Linked DNA regions of Homo sapiens: all the other regions are linked to region 3. Evidence: chromatin loops called from intact Hi-C (ENCODE). Cell type or tissue: PC-3. All regions are shown on one strand. Each heading gives the region's core, and the rest is flanking DNA. Links, peaks and the distances in the headings are about the cores only.

The links. A loop is a pair of places that touch in the nucleus more often than their neighbours do. Peaks named below come from ENCODE experiments on the same cell type or tissue, not always from the same donor. Only the 100,000 strongest peaks of a DNase experiment are listed, where the experiment ranks them.
Region 1: it touches region 3 in a loop (2.3-fold over the local background); 1 of 110 quality-filtered maps calls a loop at or near these places.
Region 2: it touches region 3 in a loop (2.7-fold over the local background); 1 of 110 quality-filtered maps calls a loop at or near these places.

Annotation. Positions count from the first base shown.
Region 1 is chr2:147,617,888-147,628,663 of GRCh38, forward strand. No RefSeq gene overlaps it. Among named protein-coding and RNA genes, the nearest start is that of ACVR2A, 220 kb to the right of the region's middle. In PC-3, for the core only: no CTCF peak of the experiment used is centred there; a DNase peak (open chromatin) is centred at 5,624; H3K4me3 peaks cover 305 bases; H3K27ac peaks cover 1,110 bases.
Region 2 is chr2:147,476,952-147,487,727 of GRCh38, forward strand. No RefSeq gene overlaps it. Among named protein-coding and RNA genes, the nearest start is that of ACVR2A, 360 kb to the right of the region's middle. RefSeq lists an enhancer at 8,347-9,035. In PC-3, for the core only: no CTCF peak of the experiment used is centred there; no DNase peak of the experiment used is centred there.
Region 3 is chr2:147,418,246-147,429,021 of GRCh38, forward strand. No RefSeq gene overlaps it. Among named protein-coding and RNA genes, the nearest start is that of ACVR2A, 420 kb to the right of the region's middle. In PC-3, for the core only: no CTCF peak of the experiment used is centred there; a DNase peak (open chromatin) is centred at 6,726.

The DNA.
Region 1 (10,776 bases), core at 2,668-7,667, 200 kb after region 3:
AATTCCTGCTGAAAACTCATGAGGCTGTGATATGCAGAATCTCCACCTTCGTTTCTTTGATCTGTTCTACTTGAGAGAGAATGAGGATTCTAATTAGAACTTGAGTTTTTAATACTTTTTCTGAATAAAGGTAAAATAACTTCAAAAGCTGAAACCATTATCTTCGAAAAAAGAAAGGTCTCAAGATCAAGGCTGTTTATTTTGGAGTTTTGAAGCACAGAAGTGTTTCACATGTGAAGGGGTTGGGAATGAAGGAAGGATCATTTAGAAATTTAATTTTTCAGAGGGAACTATCTAAAATATTCAGAATATCTGAATAACATACCTATGCCATATGCCAAGATCATCCGCATTTCTCCCTGCACCCCCCCACAAGGAGCCTCATGTGTCCTTCAACCTGAAATTTGCATCAAAGTAGGGGAGAGAAGCCAAGCCAGGAAGCCATGAGCAGAAGAAGAGAAACTGAGGACATGAATTCATGTTTAGTAAATGAACTAAGACAATCTCTGTAATGACTGTTACATTTCATTTGTGTACCCCAAGCAAAATCTGTTAAAAATAAATTATATATGTTTAAACTGGAAGTGTTCCTAGCATAATGGTATAAGGTACTCAGGGCTAAATTGAAATGATCATTCTAAAACTACAAAAATCTCAGTAACATAAATTATAATTTCACGGTATGCCTTGAAATGGTGGTTTTGCAATAAAATTAAAATATATATTCTCAGTGTTTGTCTGGCAAATGCAAATACATGAAACAAACATGGTTAGTAAATGAACCAACAATTTGCTACATTTGAAGAAATCTGTTTTTACACTGAATACTTCAATTGGCAAAAAAAATGTAGAAATTTTGTCTTTCCAAAGGAATTACCACTGGTATAATTCATATGATAGCCCCTGAATAATCAGAGATGATAATAACAAAGATTTACCGTTATTTTTTTAAAAAACTTTAAAAGGAAAAGCTTAAGCAACAGAAGAAATATTCTTGCTACATTAAATCTGTTTTTTTTTTTCTATGTACATTGACTCCAAATAAGGGCAAACACAAACCAATTCAAGTACCCTTACTAAAAATCAAGTAGTGGTAAAACTAGAAGTTAGAATTACAAAATAAACAAAAACCAACCTACAATGAAGATACATTACCCAGATGGTTTTTGCTTGCTTCTACCTACATTGCTTGCAAGTGTAAGTAGGCAGCCCAGGGCTAAGAAACCTCAAAATGGAACTGCTGGAGTTTTCACTCACTCACCCATTCAACAAACCTGCCACCAAAGAGCTTATTGAATGCTCATCAATTCTATTTTTTTAATGTAAACAAACATTCTTGATTTACTAATTTTCAGAGTAATGACACAAATTTAGCATTCTCCTTCAATGGGAAACTTGCTTAGAAGTTACTGCATTCTTTTTCTCTTTTTCAGAAGCACATCTTGTAGCACCAGCTGCTTTTCTCTGAAGGAAAGCTTATTTTTTGACCGGACATACTAGCTATACCGCACCATCATCAATTCTATTTTTTAAAAAAAGATACGAATTTATTTGAAAGATGCCAGTTTGTTGTTAGTGTTGATATTTACTGAGTTTTGCACCAAGCAAGTACAGATGCTGTAAAACAGACACTCTAGGAATCTATACTATTTGATCATGCAGCTCTGTATCTTCACAGATAAATAACAGATCTGAATTACCATACCTGTTTAATCTTTTCTGTGAAACATCTTCAGAACATTGTGTTTAAAACTCTATTTAATCCTACCAATTGAAGCCCTTTTGTCAGGGGGCAATAATGCAGAGTGTAGAGACCAGAAAGCTGCTAATTTAGAGACCAACGTTCACTCTGGTCCTAGCTCTTCACCTGACCACCAGTGGAGCTTTGGCCAATAAGCTGCTAAAGCTGCCATCCTTTTAACCTTGGGATCCTCACCTATAAATGGAAGCTTTTGAGTTCAGTATGAATTCTGAAGGCAGTATCAGAGCCTTTGATCATACAGTGGAGTCCGTCAAGTGACTAAATCAGCATTCTTTAAGAAGGTTTGTTGATTTTTTTCAGAGCTCATGAATGTTCTAGCCTATGTAGAAATGCCAGTGGGTAATATGTTAAGTGGTGCCCTAACAGTCTGGAAGATTTTATGCCATCAGATGGGGAGTGGTTTACTCCTCGGGAGAACCATATTATTCAACATACGCTACATTTGCAAACTCAAATTTTGTAGTAGTGAGAGAGAACGACTTTCTGTTTTCATTCAATAGATCTTTCCTTGGGTTTCTACTGTTTGAATTAAATTTTAGCTTATTTAATAATAACATAATTTGCATTTTGTTGTGGTTTGAAGAAGAGAGGAGAGGTGTCATCCAGGACAACGTACCAAAGCACCTACTCTCTCCTCTCCCCTTACTGTGACCTATTTTTCTGTATAGCACTTATTCCCATCTGGCATGATTTTATTTATTTATTTACAATTTGGTAATTTTCCACTTCTCCCAGTAGAATGAAAGCTCCATGAGTTGGGATTTGTGTTTGTCCTGTTTACCTTTATATGTTCGGTATGTAGAAAAATATCTAGCATATTTGTGAATGATATCATTTGATTTTAAAGAAACTGTTATATGGAATATCATCAAACTAATAAGAGTAACATTAAGTATGCCATAAGGGGTGTGTGTGTGTGTGTGTGTGTGTGTATAAATATATACATATATATACATATATATATAAGCTTCATCTCAGGAAAAAGAAAGTCAAGAAGAGTCAAGGAAGAAGAATTAGAAGAATAGAATCTTCTAGACTCTTGCTACTCAAATCTAGGAACCAACAACATTAGAGTAGCATTACATGGGCGGCTGTTAAAAATGTAGGACCTCAGGCCCTACCCCAAATCTACAAAATTGGAATAAATATTTTAACAAGATGTCATGTAATTCAAATGCATATTAAATTTGAGAAGTACTACCCTGGGGACCCATATAGGAGACCTATATTTTGTGGAAGACACCAAAACATGTCTTTCCTCTCCTGGTGCAGGCTTCCAGCATCCATATCTGAGTGGGGGATGATTCCTAATGATTCTCTTTTGGATCTTTCCAGTGTGATTAAGTCAGGTTCACCTCCAGAGACTTACAAGAAAGTCTAGAATGAGATCAGAAGACTGTCTTACCCAGTTCCAGAAAGACTCCCTTCCTGTTTAACGATGCTTGAAATTCCTTGAATAAGGGAGAAAACTCCATATCTCAGCCAGAAATAAAAAGCCTAAACTGCAAATACCCAGAAAAGGTAAAATAGAGACAGAAACTTAATCATACTAAGGTAAAATCTAACAACAGAATAAAAGACTGAGATCATATTTCTGCAAGTTTTATTAGGGAAGGAGTTGTCGAGGGAGGAGGAAGGTATTCAGTGCTTGTAGGTTATTTGCTAGGGAGATAATATATGATGGAAAGAGAATGTGAGAATCAGAAAGTAGAATTTAAAGTCATGAGAAATTTTGTGGGGCAAACTTCATCTATTTTGAATTGCAAGAAAATAACATATTCTTGTCCACATAAACTTACGAAGGTTTTTAAAATTCTAACTTCTTTATGTTTAAAGTGCTTTATTCCACAGCTTTGATAATCCAATATTATCCGATAATCCAAAATAAATTTACAGCCCAGTGAACTACAATCTTAGTATCAGCAATTCTACCTGTAGAAGCACATCCAACAAAAGGAAGAGGGGGCCCCAGGAGGCCACGTTGAAGAGGAGTACCCTACCAGGTTTGCCATTTGGAGAAACGAGGACAATGAAAGTGTACTTTTTCTGGGAACTCAACCTGCTACCAGCTGATAGTCATCTTAAGAGGCACTTTTCTATAAATCACTATAATTTAAAAACCAAATGCTTTGAAACTCCTTTTGCCAGATCAAATCAAACTGACTCTCAGTTGGTGGAAGGCTCAGATGTGAATTTCATAACACACATCAATTACTATCTAATCCATCACTTGTAATGGCTGAATGTGCTCAGCGCCATTCCCAGAACCAGTGTCATGGAAACAAATAACAGCATCTAGATAAGAGTAGAATTTTAAAATGCTCTCATCACTATCTGCAAAGCATGAGTTGAGCATGTGTAAGCACATGCTTGATTTGGCCTTTCAATCTCAAGCCATATCATCTCTTGAGCTTTCTAGAGCTCAAGCTTTTAGGGGCAAGAGATATTGCCATGTAAAGATGTCGGTTTCTCTAATGGCTCCTAGGACACTTTTTTGGTGATAGCCAAAACTTTTCAGGTAATGGTATGTCCCCTAACATGTTCATTAACCTCTGTGATAGGCACATGGGTGTCTTTCCACATAGAAAATATTGGTTAATTTTTGTCCTTTACACTGTCATAAGTTGCTTTCAACAGAAAATAACATTGCTAGTCTACACAATGTAAATAAGCTGACATAAATATGAAATAGTACACAGTCTATTTGAACAACCAAACCATCTTTACAGCTAAATTTCTAATCCATTATCTCCCTAGAGGGGTTGTGGCAGTCATAACTTTATTTTCTACTTGAACTGGCCGACTGGACCATGGTCAATTATCACAGTGAGAGATTATCATCATCATCATCATTACCACCATCATCATCAGCATCACTAAAATTTATCTAGTGCTTAGTATATGTCAGATAGTGCTCTGTACATGTTATATGTACTAATTTATTTTACCCTCTTAAAAATCATTATGTGGTAGATATTATTATTATCCACATTTTACAAATGAGGAAACTGAGGCCAGAGTGGTTAAGGAACTTGTGCAGGGTCATACAAATAACCTTGGATGTGTTGAGCGCTTGACAGAATACAAAACCTGTCCTCTGTTGCTTGTTCCATAATTCCAAATTTTTACATGCACAAACACACTGCCCCCTAGTCTTTCTGACTAGCTAGAATATTATCCAAAAGAAAGACAGATAGGTAGAGGAGATGTGAAGGTACCACTAGGGAGATTTCCTTGCACCAGTCATGTTAGCTGTTTAAAGAGAGCATCCACAGGGTTGATATTGTGGATGCCTGGTGTGTGGCTTTGGAGGTCCAATGTGTAACCTGGAACCTAGGAACTCCTTGAATATGCTGCTTGGGAGCATGGCCCAGGTGGCACAATCACATGGAAATCATCCCAATGTGAGTATTGGGATCTCAGGTGTTACTCCTTTTGTCTGCTCACTCTGGGCACCAGAACCTTAACTGTACCACCATAAGGGATCCGCCAGGTTAAAGATTTCATGGAGGCTACAGATGAGTAACTACAAAGACAGATTTTTTTTTTCCTATGGAATGAGAGCTAGAAGCAATTTTCTATGCTTTTAAGCAAAAACCATACAAAAGAAAATGTAAAATTCACTGGACCTTAGAGTACTTAACATTATATGTGGCCAATAGTACTCACTCTACAAATATTTTTCTTTCACTTCAATTCCACTCCTTAAAGAATTGGTGAAGACTCAGCCATATAGGGCTAAGGGAAATGTCCCTATTCTAAAGTTCCTTTCTAGGTCTCTCCTTACACTGTCCATCATATTCTGTGTATCCCACACTACCCTTGTCATGTCTGTGCCCTGTGCTTTGATGTGTCATTTCCTCATGCACATTTCTTCATTACTAAGTCTAGGTAAATTTTAGTCTTTGCTTTTACCCTTGCACAGGATGTGGTTTAAGTATAGCATTTATAGCAGTAGTATTTCTAAGGACATTTGCTTTCTCCAGTACATTTTGCAGTGCTTCAACCCAGGCAAGACTCCTCTTTCAATACACATGGACCCGCATGCTGCTGTCACCTGTATGGCCCTGCTTCAGGTCACTCCCAGTCTTGCCCCACATTTGGCCACTGTAAGATCATTGGAGAATTTTTTTTTTTTTTTTTGAGATAGAGTCTTGCTGTATCCCCCAGGCTGGAGTGCAATGATGCAATCTCAGCTCACTGCAACCTCTGCCTCCCGGGTTCAAGCGATTCTCCTGCCTCAGCCTCCCAAGTAACTGGGACTACAGGTGCACCACCACGCCCAGCTAATTTTTTTATTTTTAGTACAGACAGAGTTTCGCCATGTTGGCCAGGCTGGTCTCAAACTCCTGACTTCAGGTGATCTGCCCGCCTCGGCCTCCCAAAGTGTTGGGATTACTGGCGTGAGCCACCACGCCCAGCTGAAATTTTTTATTTTGTTTTGCTCCTTTTGTTGACAAAAATATTTCCTAGATTGGAGTCTCAACAAAGGATGACTGGCCTTCCCCCAACTCTTTGGGGGACAATACGCTGTGTTTCCCTACCCATCCTTATATTTTATTGCTGAAATAATTGTTCTCATTGACTTTTTTTTTTTTTTTTTTTTAGACGGAGTCTCGCTCTGTCGCCCAGGCTGGAGTGCAGTGGCGCCATCTCAGCTCACTGCAAGCTCCGCCTCCCGGGTTCACGCCATTCTCCTGCCTCAGCATCTGGAGTAGCTGGGACCACAGGCGCCTGCCACGACGCCCAGCTAATTTTTAGTATTTTTAGTAGAGAAAGGGCTTCACCGTGTTAGCTAGGATGGTCTCTATCTCCTGACCTCATGATCTGCCCGCCTCGGCTTCCCAAAGTACTGTGATTACAGGCGTGAGCCACCGCGCCTGGCCCTTATTGACTCTTCTAAGAGAGTTAGTACATGATCTAGCTTGGCTCAGAGGAAAGAAAATTAATTCCCCAAATCTGTTTTAGGTGCCTGAAACAGGACACAATAAAGGGGAAGCTGAGAAATCATTTGTGATTTGCACATGGTGCCCCAAAGAAGGATTCTGGTCTCAGTTGGTGCTGTCAGTAGCTCTTGCTGTATTCTCAGCCCCTAAAGCAATAATTAATGTACCAGGGTAATAAGTTTCCATATGCTATTATCTAAAGAACTAAAAACATTTTAAAATCCCATAAACATGTGACCTAAAAACATACTCAACAAACTCAGTCAAAAAACAAAAGACTAACTTTTTTGTTGTTGTTGTTGTTATTTTTTGAGGGAGTCTTGGTCTGTCGCCCAGGCTGGAGTGCAATGCCACGATGTCAGCCCACTGCAACCTCCACCTCCCAGGTACAAGCAATTTCTCCTGCCTCAGCCTGCTGAGTAGCTGGAACTACAGTTATGCGCCACATACCCAGCTAATTTTTGTATTTTTAGTAGAGACAGGGTTTCACCATTTTTGCCAGGCGGGTCTAGAACTCCTGACCTCAGGTGATCCACCTGCCTTGAACTCCCAAAGTGCTGGGATTACAGGCATGAGCCACCATGCCCAGCCAAGAGTAATCTTTTATATTTGTTGAACTGCCAAAGAGAAGTTCATCCTTCAGCTCCTACGTTTGTTTATTTGTTTGTTTTATATCTAATCAATACTTTGTATTAGAAATAGTCTTAAAAATAACTTTGAGTCCTTCAGTGAAACAAGCCCTTGAAAATATCATACAAATAGTAATACAATAGAAAAATCAAAGCAATTTAAAACTTAAGGTATCATCTGGATGCAAGTAAAAAATGTTCAATTCAACATGGATGGAGTTAATAATAAGGAGAGGGAGAAAAATGATTGGCTCACAGAATAAAAAGTTCAGAGAAACCTGAACCAGGGGTTCAAATGGTACCATCTGGACTCGGTTTCTCTCCACCTCTTGGCTCTGCAAATTTCTAGGTTGACTTCATTCCCAGATGTACCCCATCTTTATGGTGACCTTATAGCTCATGCTTAACTCAACCCAGAGCTAGCAATTACTGCAGAAAGGGATAGTCTCTTGCCCATAATTCTGATAAATGTGCAAGAATTGAGCACCATTGTCTTAGACTAGGTTATATGCCCATCCCTGAACCAACCATATGCCAAGGGAATATAATATAGCAGAATCAGGGTTGGAGGGAGGTGCTGCATGCAAGGCTCGTCTAAACCTCATTTACTGAGGGCCGGTTCCCAAAAGTAAAATCAAGGTGTCATTACCAGAACAAAAAGGGAAATGGATGCTACACAAGCTAAATAAATAAATAAATAAATAAAATGCACAAACCACTTCTCAAATGAATTAACTTCCCAACCTGAGCTTGTAAAATATTGATAAGAATTTTTTAAAGGAATTAAGCACAGTAATACAGTGCCACAAATCCAACTCTTGACTAATTGGCAAAGGCAAGAATACATACATAAATGTATTAGAACAGTAGCCCTTCCATTTCAACAACAAAAAAATATGTGGGTCACTCAGATGGAAATTAAAATCTGAATCTAGTCCGAAACAATTGTTAACTCGGTTCTAAAGTTATGAGCATCCAAGTACATACTAATACGCTCCCATGTCAAAGAGGTCCTATTCCTCTTCACTTCAGTTTGCATCCTATTCTGACATTATACCATGTCATGAGGGCCCACTGCTCTTGTATGCAAAGCAGGTTCAGAGTAAATGAGCTAAAAATGTCTTATATACATAATGGCTCTTGTCTCAACTTAGCTGTGAATACTAGATTGCTGCAAACACCAAAATAATAGTGCTGCTAATGAGGAGATTTGTTCATAACTTACTACACTGTCAAATTTAATGTTCAACCATAATGGTTATTATTTATTGATATGTTGTGTGTATACAAAGCAGTGGCTGAGGCCAAAAGCAGACTCTTAAGAGAGTTCAAGCCTAATAGATTATGAAAAATCTCCTAAAGAGAACTATTTTTTTAATTTGGGGGCCCAAAATGTTTGTTGTTTATCATATCTTGATTGAAAAGACAGAGGTCTAGAAATAAAGTCAGAATACTAGGGATCATTCTATAGGAGACTAGAATAAATTTACAAGTGACAACCTCCAGTGCTGGTGAGGATGCAGACAAACAAGCACTTTCATACCTCATCAGCGGAAATGCCTTTGATCCAGCCTTTTAGAAAGGAAGCTCACATATATATTAAAATTTTAAAAGCATTTTAAAGTTTTATAAAATTTTAAAAGTCATATTAAAATTTGACTCAGCAATTTTACTTCTGGGAATCAATCCTGTAAAAATTGAAGTATCAGTACATAAATACATATATAATAAGGAAGTTTATTGCAGTTGTGTTTGTAATGGCAAAAACTTGAAACAACCTACCTGTCTACAAAGGGTGGAAAGTTTGAATAGATAGCAATGGATCCATATGGTGCAGCTTATCATGCAACTATCAAAAGAAAGAGTCTGGCCAGGCTCAGTGGCTCACACCTGTAATCCCAGCACTTTGGGAGGCTGAGACAGGCAGATCACCTGAAGTCAGGAATTTGAGACCAGCCTGGCCAACATGGCAAAACCCCATCTCTACTAAAAATACAAAAATTAGCCAGGCATGGTGGCGTGCCTGTAATCCCAGCTACTTGGGAGGCTGAGGCAAAAGAATCACTTGAACCAGGGAAGTGAAGGTTGCAGTGAGCCAAGATCACACCACGGCACTCCAACCTGGGCAATAGAGTGAGACTCTATCTCAAAAAAAAAAAAAAAAAAAAGAAGTCAGATTTACATATTAACTTCAAGAGATGTCCATGATATAGTATTGAGAAAAGCAAACTGCAGGGAAGAAGAGAGAGAGATATATAAATAGTATGATCACATCTTTGTTTAAAAGAACAGAATAGTAGAGTTTGAATTTGAGCTTTGCAATTTAAGTGATCTTTGAACCTTAATTCTTTTTTTCTTCTTGCTTTTTTTCATTGTTTTGCTGCGTTCAAGGTTTGCCTAGAAGAACCTTAATTCTTCATCTGCAAAATAAAGGCAATCTTTTTGTAAGATGATGATGAAAATGACTTCTGAACTGTAAATAACAACTAAATGTCATATAATATTCTTATAAAATGGTCTTGTGTGAGTCTGAAGTGTAGGCTCCACAATGTCCTCAAAGGGTAGTATCAACTTGCAAAGTTTTATTTGGGTGTATCCATGCCAATATCAGGCACCTCCTCTGGTTTCCAATTGTGTGCAACCAGATTCACAAGGGAGAAGACAAATGGTAAATTATACTTAAGACCACTGCAGATCACTCTTAAAATGCCAAGAAAACAACTGCCCATGTTCCTCCAAGGAGTCACACAATCCATTCAGTACTTTCAGGACTGACAAGATCATGTTTATTTCAGTGGCTGGGTAAGTAGAGCATCATAGAAGATAACAGCTTTGTAGAAATATGGTTGTATATAAAAAGTGTTTTCACCTTTTAAAGTCAATACATTCTCTCTCCACCTTATCCTAATAGATAGTTTTAATCATACAATAAACATAATTTTATATCCCATCTCTGGGCCAGATGGCCTGCATTCCAATCCTGGGCTCTACTTCCAGCTGTGTAACCTTGGAAAATTACTTAACCTCTGTCTCAGTTCCTTCATTTGCAAAATGGGAGTAATAATAATACGTACCATGTACGATTGTGATAATTAAATGAGTTAAAACATGTAAAGAATGTAAAATTGAGATATTAGCTAATAGGTACTAAATAAATGTTAGTTTATTATTAAATGCTATTATCTTAATCTTTCCATTTAACACAAATATATACACTTTTCCCATATTTATTATATAGTCTTCATAGCCAACATTTTATTGGTGCATAATAGTATATAAATAGCATACTCTGTTAAGTGGGTGTGCTATAATTTATTTCAACATTATTCAAGACATGGGAATAATGCTTGCTTCTTATTTTTCAAAATTTTTTATATTTTACATTTATTAATAATATCTTAATGTCTTTGTACAGTGACTTTTTCCATATTCTGGATTA
Region 2 (10,776 bases), core at 2,474-7,473, 57 kb after region 3:
ACGGTGTTGCATAAGAATTTGCTGAACCAACAAATGTACCAAGGCTGATTTTCCCATGGATTTTTCCCTTAAAATATAGTTAACATTATAGGTGGGATACCTGAGTTCCAGCTGCTTTCTAAAGATTTAAGAAAATGTTGAAGTCCTGGAAGAAAAATGATTGATTCAAAAGTATTATAATAAGAATAGTAATTAATACTTATAGTATTATTATACTAAGAAGAATAGTAATTAATACTATTCTTATTATACATGTAATTGAGAACTGTGCTCAATTACCTTTCTACAAAACACAATAATGTGTATTAGTCGACTACAGTGTCATTCAACTCTTACATCATTACACACAAATTATACAGTCATGTGTCACTTAATGATGGGAATATGTTCTAAGAAATGTGCATTAGGTGATTTCATCATTGCACAAATATCACAGAGTGTACTTACACAAACTTAGATGGTAAGGCCTAGTACAAACATAGACTATATGGTATAGCCTATTGTTCCTAGGCTACAAACCTATACAGCAAGTTACTGTACTGAATACTGTAGGCAACTGTAATACAAAGGTTAGTACTTGTGTATCTAAGCATATCAAAACAAAGAAAAGGTACAGTAAAACTATGGTATAAAAGATTTGAAAAATGGTACTCCTATACGGTGCACTTAACATATATGGAGCTTGCAGGGCTGGAAGTTGCTCTGGGTGGGTCAGTGAGTGAGTGGTGAGTGAATGTGAAGGTCTAGGACATTACTGTACACTACAGTAGACTTTATAAACACTGTATAATTATGCCGTACTAAATTTATCTTTGAAATTTTTTCTTTCTTCAGTAATAAATTAACCTTAGCCCACTATAACTTTTTATAAACTTTAAGCTGTTATAAACTTTAAATTTTTAAAACTCTTTTGGGATAATCCCTAGCTTAAAACACAAGAACATTGTACAGTTGTACAAAAATATTTTCTTTTTTTAGATCTTTATCCTATAGGCTTTTTTCTATTATTTTTTTTTTCACCTTTTAAACTTTGTTGTTAAAAACTAAGACAAACACACACATTAAGCTAGGCCTACACAGGGTCAAGATTATCAATATTACTGTCTTCCACCTCTGCATCTTGTCCCACTGGAAGGTCTTCAGCGGCAATAACATGCATGGAGCTCTCATGTCCCATGATTTCAATGCCTTCTTCTGGAATACTTTCTGAAGGACCTGAGATCCTCTCTAATCTAGCATCTTTACCAGCAACACCTCTTCCTCATGTCCACGGACAGCTGTACCATGGGCAGAGAACTACCCTGGTCTTTGGCTATCACTGTGTGTCAATTTGTCCCAAAGGTTACAACATGCAAATCCCAGAGAGAAGCAATCTGAGATAGCCCTGCCTTCAGCATGCTTGGGAGAATAAATATCAGCGAATAAGATCAACATAGGTCTGCTAGACTGAGAAATTATGTTTTGTTGTTGTTGTTGTTGTTGTTGTTGTTTTTGAGAGGGAGTCTTGCTCTGTCGCCCAGGTTGGAGTGCTGGAGTACAGTGGTGCGATCTCAGCTCACTGCAACCTCCGCCTCCTGGGTTCAAGCGATTCTCCTGCCTCAGCTTCCCAAGTAGCTGGGATTACAGGTGCCCATCACCACACCCAGCTAATTTTTGTATTTTAGTAGAGATAGGGTTTCACTCTGTAGGTCAAGCTGGTCTCGAACTCCTGACCTCAAATGATCTGCCAACCTCGGCCTCCTAAAGTGCTAGGATTACAGGTATGAGCCACCGCACCCAGCTGAGAAATTATGTCTTAATCATATTTTAAAATGAATATCACTCCTAAAATTATTTTATTAATAAATCCTTTTACTGACTGTAACTCCAGCATTTCACGCAATGATCCAAAATGATACTAAATTACCAGCATCACATTTTTCAGAATTTTTTGAAAGATTAAAAAATTAAAAATAGAATTATTATTTTATACAATACCCAACAAATATTTTTGCTGCCTTGGAGTACACTAGGTATAAAGAAGAAAAGGAAATACAAATTTAATATTCATTTCAAAAAACCTTCCATAAAGCACTGGAAATACTTGCCACTTCAAAATATGTATTTTCTGTGTAATATAAGCTTTGACATTCTTATCTTCAAAATTATTTACATAGAAAAATAATACACATGCATAATTATAATTTGCATTATTTTCTGCTGGCCTAGCAGAAAGGTACCAAAAGTTAATTCTCTAAAATCAAACCTACCTATAATCTCATTAAATTTGCACAACGAGTGGGTAGTTACGGTGACATCATTCATAGTTTTCTAAGCTCCAAAATAACTTCTTAATGATGACTTTTGTAGCTTGTAATAACCATATAAACTCATGTGATGGTTCATGATCTATTTACTGCCATCATTACTCTTCATTCAGTTATTTTACTGCCCCCACAGGGTTATATAAACCTGCTCTGTGCCACCCATCTCTACCACCCATCAGCAAGCAGAGCCGAGCTGGTCAGCCAGCCGAGCAAAAATGCACGAGGCTTCTCTGTTGTTACACCAAAATGTCAGCTTTGCTGCCTGCCTCCTGCTTATGGATAAATCATCAACCCAGAAAACCTGCACGTCCATCACCCATTGGATCTCTACCCCTAAGTGACCCATATTCAGGGCCTGCCAAAGCCTGCCAATTAATGATCCAATGGAGGAACACATTAACTACCCAATTCTCTGGGTTTTCTAGGCTCTATTCCCATGGCAAGTTAGGGTATCAAAATCCAATGTCCCTGAACTATACTAACCTACTTACTGAATTGCAATTTAATATCATGGGAATTTGCCATTTCAATATATGGGCTAGATTGTTTGCAAAACTGTAGCTGATATATTGTCTACTATGTTTCTCAGAGACAATTTAACAAATTTCTCATTGATGTAAGCATTCAGAAGTTTGCCCTTTTTAAGCAAATGGATATACTTTTATATTAGCCAAGGAGAGCTATATATTAATAACTTGTTATGTTTGTTTTTTCTTTAGCAGTTAGGAGTCAAAGAACTAAATTTACTATTTAATTCCCATGACTAGCTCACTGAGAGCTCCTGGCATAATTATGCTCCCCTTCTTTCTAAATCAATTTTTCCAACTTCTCTTCCCTACCACAGTAGTAGGATACAGTACAGGTTCATCAGTAATACTGATTCACTATAACCATAGGGCACTGACCAAGAAGTGACTAAAAGGCCCCCCAGAAAAGGTCCTAGTGTTGAGCAAAGATGTCGCCTTGAGAGAATAGAGGATAGATTCTCATCAGTAACTGGTTCAATTTGAAAGTGAGGATTCAAAGCTGGGTTCTTACCCTAGATTATCCTGAGCACCCGTATTCCATTCATTCCTTTGTCCCCTTTCTCACCTCACTTGAGTTCAGAATCATTGATCTAAATCAGGGGTTGGTAAACTTCTGTAAAGAGCAAGATAATAAATATTTTAGGCTTTGCAAGTCTTAAGGTCTCTGTCACAGCTATTAAACTTGACCACAGTAGCATGGAAGCAACCATAGACAATATGTGAACAAATGAATATAACCTTTTTCCAATAAACCTTTATTTGTAAAAACATGTTGTGGATTGAACTGGGTCACAGGATGTAGTTTACTGACCCCTCATCTAGATGATCTCTAATACCGGTTTTTAATCTTTACTTTAATGTGTTGGTTTGTTTATGTTCAGTATGGCAACCTACTTCAAAATATTTTATTTGAATAGAAGAGTACATTATAAATAAAGAATGAAACAAAATTCAAGGACTCTATATTATAAGTAGCCTATATATCATTTATTAAAGTCCTGGTACTGGAAATTGGCAATGAATCTCTGCTCTTCAGAAATTTACACTCTGATATGGGAGAAACGACAACTTTACAAATAACTATAAAAAAAGTGCTGAACAAGAGCTGCAAACAATGTCCTGTGGGAGTTCACAAGAGAGGGGTCCTTCAAACCCCAGGAATAGGAAGATATCCTGGTAGAAATGATACTGGACCTACAAGGGATTTCACTAGGCAGAGGTGAAGGGCAGGAACATTTCAAACTGAGAGTGGTGTGGTAAGGTGAAGTAGCCTGGGGTGTACAGAGAAATCCCTGTTTGGCTATAATATAGAGTAGGCATAGAAGACAGTTGAGAGGTCACAATGATAAGATTCATCAAGGAAGTGAGGTTAAGAAGTTTGGGATTTTTAGCAGGCAGTAGAGAACCATGGAAGGCTTTAGAGAAAGAAAGAATTATATCTTAATCTTTATTGAGAATCAAGAAAATTAATCTGCCAGCAGCAAATAGGAAAGAGTGAAAAGTGACCACATAACCTTTAGAAAAATGTTCAAGGTAGCAGAAGCAAGGAGGGAGAGGTGTATGTGTCTTCTTTGGGGCATATACAAATCACGTGTAGGGCTTTTTCAAACTGCACAGCCTGATCCCAAAGATTTTGATATGGCTTCTATTGGAAATGCCCCTCCCACATCATTCATTACTGGTAATTGGGAATAATTCCCTTTGCAAGCCATTGTTACAGTGTGTTGTGTGCCTCAAGAGTATTGGGGTAAAAAATAAAAGTTGAAAAAGCCTAAGAAGAAAGCTGTTGCAAAAACTCAGGCAAGATGTAAAAAGGAGGTAAAATATGGTGATAATGATGGGAATAAAAATGAGAGTTGAAGAGTCTTTGCTCAAACAGGACTTGCCTTACACTTCCCCTCTGAAATATCTGGGAGCTAGTGCAGAATCAACAGAAATGGTAATGTCAGGAGGAGCACAGGCAGGGGAAAAGGGGAGTTCAGGGATACGCATGTAGAGTCTGAAGTGTTAAACATATTATGCAGATAAAAAGCAAACAAAAGGTTGAGCTTGTGAGTCTGAAGCTTGAAGGATTTGGGGCTAGAGGTACAGGTGTGGCCATTGTCCAAAGGGAGGTGATAATCATAGCCATCCCTCTGCATCAGGTTGCCAAGAGAGAGCATGCTTAGAGAGAAGCAAGTGCTTGAGGATCACCCATATTCTGGTGGCACAAAAAGAGAGACAGCCATGAAGGAGCAGTCAGAGAAGGAGGTAGGGAAAATGCACTGTTCCAGAAGCCCAGAGTCAGGTTAAATGTGGGCAACAGAAATATGTTGGTCAAAAAACCAAGGACTGAGAAATAGGCCCTCGGACTGGGCAAAGGTATCACTATCCACCTCCGGGAGAGCAGCAGAGGGTTTATAGCAGAACACAGGCTGCAAGGGATGGAGATGTGAGCTGGGTGAGGAATTGCAAGTAGCAACTGTAAATCCTCTTGAGAAATTTGGGAGTGGTTTGTTCCTGGGATACTATAAATAACAGGAATGCAGGAAGCAAGGAAGTCGTAAGATGAAAGGGACATCAGTTTGCAGTGAACAGTGTTTGGGATTAACTAGCCCCAAGATTACAATCAGCCCATGGTGTGACGTACAGCCCTTGAGATGTTCGCCTCACAAAGAATGGAGGGTTCTGGTTTTTGGTAGTGGGACAGCTGAACAGTGGTCACTATTGCCATCATCAAAAGTAGTTAAGAGAGCCCCCAAGTATAAGTTGCATGGTAGGGCACTAAATAAAGTCTCTAAGCAAATGAGGCTTATATTGCAAAGAAGCTAAGAATCTCAGAGAGAAAACACAAACTTTGACATGCACATAAAAAAAGAGGCAGTTGAGAATACACTGAGCTAATTGAAATAATGACTACATATTACAGGCAAATGATAGAGACCATTCATTCTGTGAGACAGAAAGTGAAGACAAAGTTATAATTGGTACATGATTAAGCAGTGTTGTTGGGGGAGGCTCTCATCCCTTCAGGGAGCCCAGGGAGTGTCATAACCGACAGCCACCCACCAATTAACCACAAGGATTTACAGACCAGCTTATATCAGGAACTGTGTCAGATTTCTGGGTGTCCCAAATATCCCTCCTGAATTCTCTTCCAGCTGATTCAGTTTCCTACTAATTTCCTCATCTACAAGCTCAAGGTTTCCACCTTAAAATACTAACAAAAATATTTTACAAATGGTCTCCATCATTTGCCTATAATATGTAGTCACTATTTCAATTAGCTTAGTGTATTCTCAAATGTAGAAAGATATCATCAGCCACCACCCATACACTTCTTATGAGGTCCTTGTACTTTTATATCCCTGTACTTTTGTGGTTTTCTGTGATCAGAGCCCAGCCTGACAGTACAATCAGAGTTAATATAAACACAAGGGAGAGGAACATTTCTAAAATGTATTCATCCTCAGACGCCATTTGTTCAAAAGCCCCTGGTCCTTGAAGTACCTGAGAAACGGAATGTTTGGGACTCTGGGAATTCTGTGCTCCAGATAAGAGAACAGTCATCACTTTTTCAGGGAGAGAGAAAGAACGGCCACCATTTCTTACAGGATGTGAATAATATCTTGTGTTGTGATGATGGCAAAAACCAAAAGTGCTTTTTCAGACTTTGTCACAGTGTCTGCAAAGCTGAGCTGGGCAGAATTTAACAGCCTAGGCAAACTTGGCTGCTGGCCTGACTTTCCAGAGTTCACTTTTCCCCTGTTGAAAAGGCTTCTCTTAATTATTTTTGGATTGAGCCTCATAGACAGGGAGTTTGCTGGATCTTCCCATCCCAGCAGGCTCACACCTGGGGGATGTTATTGTGCCACCTACAGCTGGGTTAGAGTCAGCTGCATGACAGGGCAGACCAGCTTGGGTGATGTGTTAAGGTATTTCAAATAGCCATGTAACATATCATAGCCCTTCTGCCATAAGAGGAGACCTTTACAATTCCTGTGCTCCAAAACGCTTCCTCTGGCACTGCCATCCCTATTCTGATCCAAACCATTCATTATAGGCTAGGCCATTGAGAAACTTCCAACTCATGCTCCTAACAACATAGCTACAATGGAGACCCATTTCAATGAGATTCTGTCCTTCTTCTAAATAAAACTAGCACTAAACTCAATAGCTTATGACTTTGTCTTTACTGGATACCAGCCATGTATACTTGATGGTCCTACTGGGAGGGCCAGCAGTCTTATATATGGCCTGTCATGGGGCTCTTTATATTCTTTGGCAGGAGTGGATAAAGTAGTAATATAGTGACCACACAGGAACCACTTGGAGACCACCCAGCAAGTAGCTTAGGAGCACAGCTCATCCACAGAGAGCCTCTAACAGGCTCCTGGTACACTTTCCCATCCCATGTGAAGTCATGAGAGACGTCATGAAAGCTGGGAGACGCTTTCAATTGCAGAATCATTAGCAAATGATCACACACAGCTCTGTCTCTTGCCTTCTTCTGATCCTCCCTAAGCTGGTCTTGGTACCGAAATAAGGCAGAAGCTGAGGCCCAATCCACCACTCCAGTATCTCTAGAATCCATCATTTCAGGGGAAAATTTTAAGCTTCTGCAGAGCAAAAATAGCATAATTTCAGAAAAAAGCAAACAACAGATTGTCATCCATATTTGCTGAAAATATTTTCCCCAAAGAGTTAATATTTATATTACATAAAAACTCATACAAAATGATAAGAAAAATGTCTAACTACTGCCACTTATCAGCAATTCAACTTTGGGTATGAAATTTAATTTCTTCAAGACCCAGTCTCCTCATCTATAAGATGCAGGTGGGAGTACCCACCTGTCTGAGGTTCTATGTAGATTAAGTGAGAAGATGCATTTAAAGTGCCAAGAGCAGGGTCTGAGCTCTCTTCTCTTCTTTGCTCCTCAAGTACTCCAACACCAAAATGGGGAAAGGCCAGAACAAACAATGTTATGTTGGAGGGAATACAATTAGGAAAGAAATATGAGGAAATATTCAACCTTCCTTGCTATCCAAGAAATGCAGATTGTAAGACACCTTACATCTATTATTTTACAGGACAAATTAAAAATAATGACACGGCCTCACCATTGTTGATGAGGTTGTCAGGTGGACTGCGCATCTATCCATTCACTAACAAGGCTGGTACAAACCAGAACAACCTTTTTGGAAACCCATTTGGCAATACTCTTAAAGACATAAAATGTTCATGACCTCTCACCAGTTATTCCCACCCAAGAAATGTCTTCTAAGGAAATAGCCTGAAAGATGAGCAAAAGTACTAGCACAAAGATTTTTGTTGCTACAAGATTCATTATAGTGAAAAGATCCAGAAACAACTTAGTGTCCAATATCAGGTAAACAAGTAATTTAATTACATAAGGGAAAAAAAGCAGAGAATGTAAAATTGTGCCTGTATTATAGTTGCATCACATGTGTGCATGTAAACAAGGAGTAGATAAGAACATGAGCAAATTTTAAAGGACTGTTAGAATCTGAGAAATGTTTGTATTGGAGTAATTTTTGTTTGACTTTGATTTCTCATATTGTTGCTGTAATATTGCTTGTACAATAAGTAATTCTTGTAAAAAGTAACTTAATCCTATTTCCACAGCTTTCACTATAACTAGGACCTCTTCACCCCTTGGCTAGATCAGGTGCTCACTTCCTGATGGATCTCCTCTCATTGTGTTTCTCCTCCTACAATTGACAGGGACTTCCTCATTTGTCCCAGGCACTGTGCCTTTAATTAATTTTTGTAAGGCACTTTAAATACATTCCAAGTATGTTAAATATATTTTTGTCATTCTCACAACCACCCATGAGGAAGGTATTACAGTCATCTAGCAGAACAATCCATACCAATAGATTGAGCTAGCTGTCCTCCCAGGGGGCCAGCACATGAAGCAGACACCCTAATTATCCACAGCCAGCTGAAACCATACATACTGGGGCTTTTTCTGTGAGTTTCTTGGCCATGAGAGATGCAGAGGAGTGCACAATGTGTCCAAGCAGATATTAGCTCTGCAATGTCAATATCCAAAGAATATTTAGCCCCGCAGTAAGCAGATGAGGAAATGACGCTTAATCCCCCTGCCTAAAGTTTGGATGTCATTTGTGCTCTAGGATCTGAAATACAACCTACATGTATCCAACTTCAGTTTGAATATAGTTAGCTTTTAACTAGAAGTGACAATAAAGTGTTTATCTTCTCATTTCTATAAAGACAAGATAGAAATCTACCACTATAAGGCCCACTCCAGGGAGCTAAAGGCAGAATAGTTGTTATAGATTATTCTTCTTCATTGAATTCCTTTTACTCCACAATCTACAAAGTCCAACCAAAAGGCAAATGACAGATAATTTTCAACACACTACTGAGTACAGAGCAGGTGTTTAATGAATATTCACTGATAGAATTAATGATCTGCTCAAAACCCAGGAAAGATTGTAAAGTCAGTTTTCAAAGCCCCCAGGTTCCCCACTCCACTTTCTTTGCCCATCTTTTCCTATCATTTCTACTCCACCACCTCAACTCTTACTATTATCCCGCATGCCCTCTCTTCCACCCGTAATAATTTACTTTTTAAAAACGCTATATTAAACATCCAACTGTTCATATGTAAATTTTTTGAGGTCATTATCACTTGTGCTGGAAAGTCTCATTTCAAAGAAACAACTCCCTAACTGTGAAACGTTGCATTTCTAGGTATCGGCCACTAGAGAAAACAACAACTCGAGTCAGCTGTCAATGAATTCTTTAAATGATAGTTGAAAGAAGTGTACTAGTTCATTAACAAAATGCATAAACAGGCCTATTTATAATCACATGCATACCTTAAGTCACTCTCCCCAAACCATAAATACATATAGTATCCAACTATACTTGGGTATCTTAAATATGCATTTTTATAGGCTCTATTTTTTTATTCTTGTGTGTATGTTCATTCTGTCTCTCTTTTTTTTTCTTCTTTTGTTCTTTTTGAGGCAAGGTCTCACTCTGCCACCCAGGCTGGAGTACAGTGGTGCGATCTCCACTCACTGCAACCTCAATCTCCCAGTTTCAAGTGATCCTCCCATCTCAGCCTTCCAAGTAGCTGGGGCTACAGACACACACAAGCCACCACACCTGGCTACTTTAAAAAATATTTTGTAGAAATAGGGACTTGCTATGTTGCTCAGGCTGGTCTTGAACTCCTGGGCTCAAGTGATCCACCTGCCTCGGCCTCCTGAAATGCTGAGATTAAAGGCATAAGCCACTGTGCCTAGCCTGTATGTTCATTCTTAAATTTAAGGAAATTGACACACCAAGAAGCTTTTCTATTATTAAGTACAGCTAAAACAAATAAATAAAAACTGCCCTGAAATTAATTTCTTTAAATCCCTTAAATTTAAAGTAAGTAATATGCTAGGAAGCTTTTCTATTATAAGGTACAGATAAATAAAACTGATAGATAAGTTTAAACTGCCCTGATTACATAATATCTATGAAGGGTAATTACATCTATGCAAAACAGGTTAATGCAACAGCTAAAAACAGCATTAAGATATAAAAAAGGGCATTTCCCAAAGTCCTTAAGGTCACCAGATTGATTAAACTTGACATCTGTCTAACTTAATAGGGCTGATCTAAGGAATTCGGCTCTGCTCTTCTTATCCATTGTTGCTTCAGTTGAACCTTGTTAACAGCTTTATTAGTGTCAGACTAGATAAGAGGGATCAGCCTTTCCACCTTCATCCACAGGGTTTCCTGGTATGTAGATTCAGAGAATGAAAAAAAACCAACCACTTCTAGAATTTGCTCTCTCTGAAAAGAAAAATTATTGTTGAAACCATTCTTGGACCTTAATTGAAAATATTCATTTTATTTGACCAGGAGGTTAGCCAACTGCAAGGAACAAAATATATTTTCTGATTAAAGAGTTTTAC
Region 3 (10,776 bases), core at 3,880-8,879:
GTACACATACATTCAGATATACACATGAGTATTTAAATTAGGCTGAAAGAAGTAAATAAGATCTCAACAAGAAGAGACATGGAGACCAGCATGGGCACAGGGCAAAAACTTGAGTGTTTAAATGATCCTGAGTGGCTGCCATCTGGAAGCTAAGTACAAGGAAAAGGAGAAGAGGCTGGAAAAAAAGAGTAAGCCAGATTTTTGAGGGGTCTTGAATGCAACGAAAGGTGATACTGTTTTGTGCAGCCATGAAATATTTGTTAAGGAACTCCTTTTGGCCAAACTCTGTGCTCAGTGCTGGGAATGTAGAAATGACATCCCCAGTCCGTGTGCTCAGGAAATATACAGCAGAGCACAGGATATGCAAATGTGAAGACCAATGAGTGCCATAATGTGTTATGAGTGTCATAGCAGCCACCTGAGGGCAACATGATGAAGGAGTAAGAATCCTATAGTGTAGAGAGGAACTTCCAGAAAGATCTTATGGAGGAGGACAGGAGTCAAGGACTTTTGAGATGGAGATTAAAATAGTGGGCTCTAAATTTTAGAAAGATTGTACAAATTAAGGTAGGCAATTAATCAGAAGGGAGAAAGCCTGGGGGAAAAAAGATGCAACTTTCTTCTGGGTAAGTATTAAAAGCCTAATCAAATTACCTTACCTTAGACCTGGAAAGATATCTTAATCCTATCCCCTGTATTAGTGTGTACTTACCTTCCCATAAATTTCCTAAAGATAAACCAGTCTCATTTGAGTAGAAGGAAAGATGATTAAAATCCTCCTACTTGGTGATATATTACATTTCTCTTTAAATTAAAACATGTAAGAAATCTAGAAAAAGCTGTGAAAAAATTATGAAGGCAAGTGCAGAAGAAGAACAATGTGGACCAGTATTTCATGTGTAATGACATACAACATGGTATTATGTTGAATGGTCTTTAAGAAGGATGTAATTACATCACAGCACCATCTTTTATGTACATTACTTGTGTACATTACTTGTATATTCTCAATAACCAAATAAAAAAAGAACTTGCAATATGCTCTGTTCCCATCCTTCTGCAAACCCTCTTCAAGATTTCAAGATGTTAGTTCTGACAAGTTCAAATCATAATCATGGTAATTAGTATTTGACACTTACAGCCTCTTCACCAACAGTACATGTTGTTCATTTGTCAACATATAGTTTCAGTATAGAAAATATTTATCATATATAAGAACCATATTTTGAGCCATTTAGGAACATTTTGATAATCTAAACATACTGAAGGGTGCTTCCACCACTGATTTTTCCCTATGAACTATTTCTATCTTGTTAAGAAGTAATTTTATAAGCTAAATTAATTTTCAAATTTCTGTGTTTGTTGCATTGAGTCTATCAGAATTATTCTCTGACTCACAGAAATGGAGTCACAAAATTGACCTGCTGACTTTAAAAAAATTAAAGTGAGTTAATGTAATTCTCATATATATGAACACATTATGTGTCAATTCTCTGGTCACTACAAATACACAAAAAAGGATATATCACTGTTTGATGTAACATTCTGTATCTTTCCCCTTTTCTATAAAACCTAAGTACAGCCCAGTGATATTGTTATACAGATACATATTTTCTCATGGTAATTCAAAGCCATTGCATCTCTCTGCTTTCTTACAATAATTACTTTAGTTGGGATGGCATAATAAGACTTCTTCTCTAGACCAGCATGGATATTTCCTTAGACCATTGGAGTCAGGTTCAAGGTCAATGGCACCTACATTCATTAGCTGTATTACTCAGTCTTCACACTGCCAATAAAGACATACCCAAAACTGGGTAATTTATAAAGAAAAAGAAGTTTAATGGACTCATAGATCCACTTGGTTGGGGAGGCCTCACAATCATGGCAGAAGACAAAAGGCACATCTTACATAGCTGCAGACAAGAAAGAATGAGAATCAAGTGAAAGGGATTTCCCCTTATAAAACCATCAGCTCTCGTGAGACTTATTCACTACTACCAGAACAGTATGGGGGAAACCGCCCCCATGATTCAATTATCTCCCACCAAGGCCCTCCCACAACACATGGAAATTATGGGAGCTACAATTCAAGATAAGATTTGGGTGCAGACACAGCCAAACCATATCATTATCTAATTGAGAAGAAACACAAGCATGAGGTATAGCAACCTTAACAGTAGTTGTAAGTTAAAGAGTTGTTTGTCATCATGAATTTAATTTTAGAATATTTACAATCTGCCCTGCTCTGTTAAGTAGGCTCAACAGGTATAACCACTTTGATGCCTATTTATTAGGATCTGTGTATCTCACTCAGTTTCTCTCTCAAAGTCACCAGGGCTAAAAACCAGCCAGTGCATGCCACCATCTCTTCTGGGTAGGCAGCCAGATATCTAGGAGTTGGTAGCTCCTAGGTAAGCTTTTCTGACCGCAGTTTGGCCAGGCACTCTCATAAGGGAGGCTGCGAACACACGCTCGTGGCCACTTGGCGGCTTCCCCACAAACATCAACTGGAGACTGCATGGTGTGTAACGTCACAGTCCTAGAGTTCTGGGATTTTACAAAGCAATCTGATAGAGAGCTGATCAAAACAAACCATGAAAGTAAACAATAAGATAAATATACTTGGAGAAATGGGATTAGAACCTATTCGTGAAAAACAGTTCTCCCTGAAGCAGAGTCCCAGGGCTTTTTTGTCCCGGAATTATCTGATACATTATTGCAGTCTGTAGGAATGACTATAAAGTGTATGATGGTAAAAATGAGTGAAAACAGCACAAGCCTGCAAGAAACTTCAATTGAATTGAAATACACAGAGGGATTAGGTCAGAGAAAGATAAATGTATCTTTAAGCAGTGTGTGCCTGAGAAATTATGCATGATCAAAAGTCTTCCCACAGCCCCACTTATGACTAAACATCTTCAGCACAAAGAAAAGTACAAACAGGTACATTTCTGTATTGCAAACGGAAATGAATAGTTCTCTATGTTTCTTTACCTTCTTACATTTGTATAGTCCTTTACCATTTTTTTTTAAACTTTCACAAACATTATATCCTTTGATCCTTACAACAATCTGGTGGGTAGGTAAAAGTTAAAAAAAAAAAAAAAAAAAAAAGATTTGAGGAAGCCAAGTTGCAGACTTGCTTAAAAGACAGTGTCCTTGACTCCACTCACCAGCTCACTAAGTTCCAGGCTGCTGGCAGTGGGATGGAGCTGGGCAAGATACATTGTCAGAACAGAAGGCACAAGATGTGTGTGCATGTGTGTGTGTGTGTGTGTGTGCATCTGTATGTGTTTGTGTGATGTGTGTGATTGCCAACTTTTTGCCTTCCAAAACAAACTCAAAAAATGTCTGAATTTTCTATGACCTCAAAAGACCTGTTATCTATTTATTCTCCCTTTAACAAAAATAAAATATAGGCATGCAAAGAACATGGTACCATGAATACAGCCTGGTGTGAAATCTTAGGAAAATGCGAGGAAATAGAATAGTGCTCAACTTTTAGCCAATGTGAGATATGAAAAATATTCATGCAGTACATATTGGTAGAATCCATCCAGAGGCACCTGTAAAACAAATTTGGAGAAAGCCCTCTATGTTAGGCCGGTTTTTATTAAACAACTGTTTTTCAAGCTCATGCTCCTCTTTAGGAATATTTAGGTATTAAAACCTTGATTTCTCTAATATTTAAGGAGCCATTGCCCTTGAGTGTAGATCTGTGTAGACGCAACATTTCATGGCAGACAACCATCTATTTTAATTTTACTGTTAAATACAGCTATATTTCCAACTAGACACTTCTATCTGGGTGTCCTTATAAAATGCAAACTTTTAAAACTATTCTCACAATCGTTTTCCTCAAACTAAGATCTACTATAGCATCTCTTTCAATAAATGGCATAACCACATGCAATCTTCCAAGCTGTAAACCTTGTTCCCTGGTCAGTTTCCCTTCCTTCTCATCTGCACATCATGTACTCCCATTGATTTCACCTCCATAACATGCCACATATAATTGTCCTTTGCTCTAGCCCCATTGCTGTTATTTCAGTCCAAGTAAAAAGGTAACAAGGGTCTAGATTCTTCCAGAGGCTCTCTCAGGAACCCATGGGATAAAGTCCCAGGTCCCAACCATGGCCTGCATGGCTCTTACTTTATGGTCTAGTTTCCACCTAGTTTTCCAGACTAGGCTACTGAAACCTAATTCCAGCCACACTGAACTTCTTGCAGCTCCCCAAATCCCATAAAGTCTTATTGCTGTCTATACTTTCGCTCTTTTTTTGTACATTCTGCATAAAATGCACTTTCCCCAGCCCTATCTTCATTTGTTTCAAAATTCAGCTTAAACACCACCTCCTCTGTGAAAGCTCCTCAATTCTCATAGACTCGTATGCCTGATTTTCATCTAGTAAATTTTCTTTACTAGATGAAAACTATTCCTACAAAAATGGAAATTAGATGTTAAGTGTATAAATGATAGGCAGCTTCTTAAGGAGGAAAAAAAGGTGAAAACGAATTTTTAAAGGAAAAAATGGCATTACTCTTACCTTTATGATTATTGTTACTATTATCTGTGGCCTTTTGTTTATAATTTAATGTTTTTCCCATTCCTAGTTTATTTTTATTTATTTTATTTATTTTTATTTTTATTTTATTGAGATGGAATCTCGCTCTTGTTTCACAGGCTGGAATGCAGTGGTGTGATCTTGGCTCACTGCAACCCCTGCCCCCGGGGTTCAAGCAATTCTCCTGCCTCAGTCTCTGGAGTAGCTGGGATTACAGGTGCCCGCCACCACACTCAGCTAATTTTTGTGTTTGTAGTAGAGACAGGGTTTTGCCATGTTGGCCAGGCTGGTCTCAAACTCCTGACCTCAGGTGATCTGCCCGCCTCAGCCTCCTAAAGTGCTGAGATTACAAGTATGAGCCATCATGCCTGGCTCCCACTACCAGTTTAAAAATTATGTACTCTGTTCTTGTTATTTTATTTTTCACCTTTGAAATTTTATTGTGTATGCTTAATAAACTCCAACATAAATTAATATCTTAATCCTTTTCCTGAACAATACAAGGACTTTAAACCCATTTTAAAGACTCCTAATCCACATATTATTGTTGTCCAGTATTTTAAAAGTAAAATGTTTTTTTCTTTTATTCTACAAATCAGTTGCTATTATTATGATTATTTTATGAGACTTTATTGATACATGTTTACCCATTACCGCCCACCAGTTCTTTCTTTTTATTGGCGCAATCATTTAATTACATTGCTGAAACCCTGCCATTTTTTAAATACAAAAATGTTTCTATTTCCCTTTATTGTTGAGAAACAGTTGTAAGATAGTGTTACTAAGTACTCAATTTTAGGTTGGCAACTAGGTTAGTTAGTAGCCCACATAGACAAGAAAAAAATAAAAGATGGTTTAGTGTGATGATGAAAAAAAATTTTCACTCTATCCCATTCATCTTGCAATTTACCTTATCACTATTGAGTGAAGGGACGCCTGGTTTGAAGACTATATTGAAGAATAGTTATTGCTGCCTCTGCACCAGTCTGGAGTGCTGCCTTTAGTAAGCTCCCTAAGACTCAGCGCTGGTACTCTTCCTAGTAGGTTGTCTAACCCACACCTGAACAAGGGCAGCAATGCTCTATTCACAAAATGTATGCTAATACTATGACGGGAAAATCAGATTCAAAATTTTCTTTACTAGATGAAAACTATTCCTACAAAATGGAAATTAAATGTTACTGTATAAATGATAGGCAGCTTCTTAAGGAAAAAAAAAAGGTGAAAAGGAATTTTTAAAGGAAAAAATGAGAAGTATAGTTAACCAAAGTTGTATACGAATTTTTTTTTATTTTGGGTTTTCTTTTTTTTTTTTAACAAGTCAGACACCTTTAGATTATTATATCCCATTTAAGTCATCAATCTCACTCTCACAGAGTATGGATATCAGGGAGAAATTTCAGAAAAGAATTACAAAGAGTACCTAAGGAAGGGGAAGTTAGAGAATTTTAGGCTAGGAAAGAGATGTCAAAATCACAGCAAGGAGATGACTAGTGATTTGAGATATACTAAGAAGTTAATATAAAGGATATTCAAGTTCTCCCCGTCAGTGATAGACCAAAATCAGAGAATATTGTCAAAATCAAAGAGGAAGAGATTTGGGTTTAGGAAAAAGAGTCGTTTGACTTCTTGAGTGATAAAACTCTGAATGATTACTTAGCAAGGTTATGCAACTTTCCAAGAGGGATTGAAAACTGTCTATTTTGAAAGCCTTAAGCACTCAGCTTCCTGCAGGAAGGCACATGCATCATATACCTTCTCAAGAGTACTTCAGTTCTATGAGTTAATGGCATTATCTTATATTCATCATATACTTACACAGTGTGCTGAAAAGCACTATAAACTCTATGCTTATTTAATACTCTCAAGTTTCTTCTCCAGAGCGAAAATATCACAACAGGTTTAAACTCTCCTCATAGCAGATATATTTGATGTCTTTAACCATTTTTGTATCCACCAGCCAGACCCTCCTCAATTTCTTAGTAACTTCTAATAAATATGGAGCACCAAAAAATACACAGCTCTTCAACAAGATCTCAAGCAATGCCAAGTCAAAATAGGCAGATTACCCCATGGCTTCTGCATGTCTTACATCTATTAATACATCCTAGAATCATGTTTGCACTTTTAATAACAGCACTAGGCTGCTGACTCACATTCAGTCATGTCTACTTCCTTTGTATGTACATAATTATTCCCTGTCTTGTGTCAGCTTGGTTGGTTTTTATCCGTAATCTCAACCTGTTTAGCTTGGCCACTCTAAATTTTTAAGTTTATTGAATTGTTTTTCAGGTTTCCCTGTATCAATAACACTGCCAAAATGAGGACTTTGTTTTCTAACTTTCAAATAATCAAGCATAAGGGGAGTTGGGGAAAGTTCGATAATTTTTTTTTTTTTCAATTATTTGGGAGGCTCTCTGCTAGCTGTTTAGGGTGAAATAGACCTAGTTCCTGCTTCCTGATAGATCACAGTCTATCAGAGACAGATATCAATAAATAGTAAACAAACCCTATATGAGAGGTTCTATGATAGGAGAGGCAGACAGCAACCAGACAAAGGGGGACTGGGCACAGAGAGACTTATGGAGCTAGATGCTGTGGCTCCATGTTGCAGTGCCACCTGACCTCCAAAGAGAAGGGTACATAAGAGGGAAAGTCTAAAAGTCTGAGAAATTGTACAAATATGTAAATTAGCTCCTTTAATTCTCATGGCAACCCTGTAGGGCAAGTGTTATTATTCCAACTTTCTAGATCAGGAAACAGCAATTTAATAGGGTAGGCAACTTATCTGAGGTCACATACCTCCAGCTAATAAGTAACAGAACTGGATTTCCAGTCCAGGTCTATATGACTCCAAAGTCCGTGCATCAGAAGATGCTGCTTTTCAAACATTCCCCCATGTTTCTGATTTACTAACACAAATGTCGCATAGGAAGAAATCTAAAATTTCAGAAGTCCAGATAGTGTCTACTGCTTCCTCTTTACATGGCATTCAGTCAAATCGTGACATCAAACTGACTTCATACAAGCTCATCCCAAACTATTCTGGTAACTTCCTGATACTCTGAATTCAGGAAGTCAACTATCTGATGACTTGCTGGTTTTGTTTCCAGGTTTCAAAAATATAATAATCCATCCATAATTTTAAGGGCCAATATTTGTTCCAGTTTTTTTAAATGCATCATATTTTCCCATCTCAGGGACTTTTTTTTTTTACGTTTGCGGAGAATATTCTACAATTAATAACAGTGCAAAGCACTCAAGAATTTTAGCAGTAGCTTGAGTATCTATTTAGATGGTTCAGTGATCATAGTTTCCTGTCAAAAGCAGGTAGCTAATATTTAATATGTATTTAAATAGGAAAAGGAAACAATCCAGGAAATCAATGTAGTACATATAATTAATAAATGATGTCTGAAATTTTATGTTCAATTCCTGTTACTGTCATTCATCCAACAAACACAATGTTTAAGCTAGTTCCTGCAATACTAATAGGTCACTCTGAAAGGTCCTCAGAGTGAAAGTGCACCAACAGCAATAGCTTATCCCAATTCTATACTTGACAGGGCATTGGTTCTCCATCTGCTTGTTTCTCTGATTTCCTTTGGCTCCAAGGCTGATCCCATTACTAGTAGCATAAGCATATCTGGCTCCTAGAATTGCCTTAATAGATAATATTCTATTCTAATAGAGTCCTAGAAACACACTTTACCCTCCTCAAAATATACCAATATGAAATTTAATTTGGTATAACCACATTAGAAAAAATAATATTTACTAAAGCTTAACTTATACATGCCCTATAACCCAGCAACAGAAATGCCTACATATGTTCACCCAAAGAGATGCACCAGAATGTTTATAGTAGTGTTATTTGTAATGTACAAAAGTGGATACTATCCAAATGTCCAACTACAGTAGAATGACTAAGTTGTGCTGTAATCACACAGTGGAATACTTTATTGCAATGGCAATGAATAACTATATGTAACAATAGGGATGGATCTCACAAACCTACTGATGAGTGAAAGAAGCTAGATACAAAAGAGTACATATCGTGTGAATCTATTTATGTAAAGAACAAAAAGAGGCAAAATTATTTTTTTCTTTGGGAAGTCTGGAAAATTGTTACCCTTAAAGAGGAGTAGAAACAGGAAGGAGTTACAAAGAGAGCTTCTAAGATGCTAGTTAATCTAAGATGCATTATTAATTGGGATGTTGGTTAATCAAATGCATGCACTTTTGTGAAAATTAATTGACTTACTTTTCTATACATATATTATTCTTCAATAAAAGTTTTTAAAGCCCCTAAAGACTTGAAATGTTAGCTAATTTTGAGAGTATATAATGTCACATGTGGGAGAGAAAAATTTTAAGCAAGGCTCTACATTCCAAACAGTATGAACATAAATGTCTATTTCAAGATTGACAGGGATTTCAGAACTCAAGACATTTTCATGCCTCCCTATATGTTGCCCTTAGTCTTTTTTCTGGCTGTACCTCCTTATTTACTTCCTCTGAACATAAGTAATGTTCCACTTCTGCTCAGAGACTACCCCACACTTGAAGGACATTCCCTGGCCTGTAAGCTTCGAGAAACCAAGGCACCAGTCTCCAAATATTATTCTTCTGGCTCTAAATGTCCTGCCCTGGTCATGCAATCACCCTTTCTTTCCAGGGCATTCTGAGGAATCATCCCCACAATGGCCTTTCTCTCTTTGACGTCTTTAGTTTGCCTAACTCATATCTTACTGTGGCAATTAAGAGTGGGGAAGCTAAGCTGTTTCACATATTGTACTAAATTCACCCAAAGGCTCACTTGACTTAGATGGCAGATAATACATTGTTTTTTTTTTTTCACCATTTCCCAGTAAGGTCACCTCCCCTTCACAGCTCATTTACAGAATTGACCTTCCTGGGCCTCCAAAGTAGCCAAATTACACCTGCCTCATGTCACCAGCCCCTTCCACATTTCCAGTCCTCTTTGGTAAATCATTCAGAAGCCCTTCAGCAAGCTGCTTATCTAGAGTGATATGAGGACACTTTTACAATATTAAAAATAGTTTAAATGTATGTTAAGAGAAGCCAACATAACTTCACATGGGAAAGAAGAGAAGGAATCTAACATTTAGCAAGCACCTACTATGGGCAGAACATTATGTTCAGTACTTTGCCGTATGAGATCTTGTTTAAGCCTTATACAAACTTATAGCAAGGATATTATAATCTCCCTTTTGCAGATGAGAAAATAGAGCCTTGGAGTTTACGCATATTGCCCCAAATCACACATGTAAGCCAAGTATCAGCAAATTTTACGTAAAGATTCAATAAATAATTTAGGCTTTGTGAGTCACACAAGGTCTCTGTCACATATTTGTCTTTATTTCTTTGGTGGTTTGTAGGCTGGTTTTTACAACCCTTTAAAAATGTAAAAACTGTTCTTAACTCCTTGATTGGATTTGGCCCAATGTTGGTAGTTTATAGACCATTTAAAGATCCCTGTCTCAAGAGGCTGGGGAGAAATATGTAACAAAACACAGGCTCTAGACTTAGTCTGAGTTTAAATCCTAATTCCACCACTTACTCATGAGCATTTAAGAAGAATTTACAAAGTGCCAGGCAACATTCCAGGTGTTTCACATGTATTCATTTATTTAATCCTCACAACAACTCCATGAGGTAGGTCCTATTTTTCTCCCCTTCTACAGAGAAGGAAACAGAGGCCCAGAGTGATTACGTAACATCCAGATTTACACACAGCAAGTAAGCAGTGGAGCCCAGCCATATGGCTACAAAGCTCATGCTTTTAATGATCATGTTAATATTATCAGTCAATCATAAACTACCTGATCAGGACAAGTAAATAGATTAAACTTATACCTCCCCCCCCACAAAAAAAAAGGGTTTTTAAGTGATTTTCACTGATCTTATTAGTCTTGCAAGAAAAAGACTTAGCAACTGAGACTGTTGCAACTTGGAGTAAAGCATCTAGACTCTAGAAGATGCCACCAATGCAAGATTCTACAGGTGTGTCAGGATGCAACGCAGAACCCAGGCAGGGTAATTGTTCCAAGGCAAAAGGATACACTAGATTTGCATCCAATTAATCAAGGTCAAAGAAGTCCAAGGTGTGAGCTGGGACTCAAGGTATGAACAGGTGGAGAATCAGGCAGGGAACAATTGGTAGGCAACCAAATGGGCAAGCAAC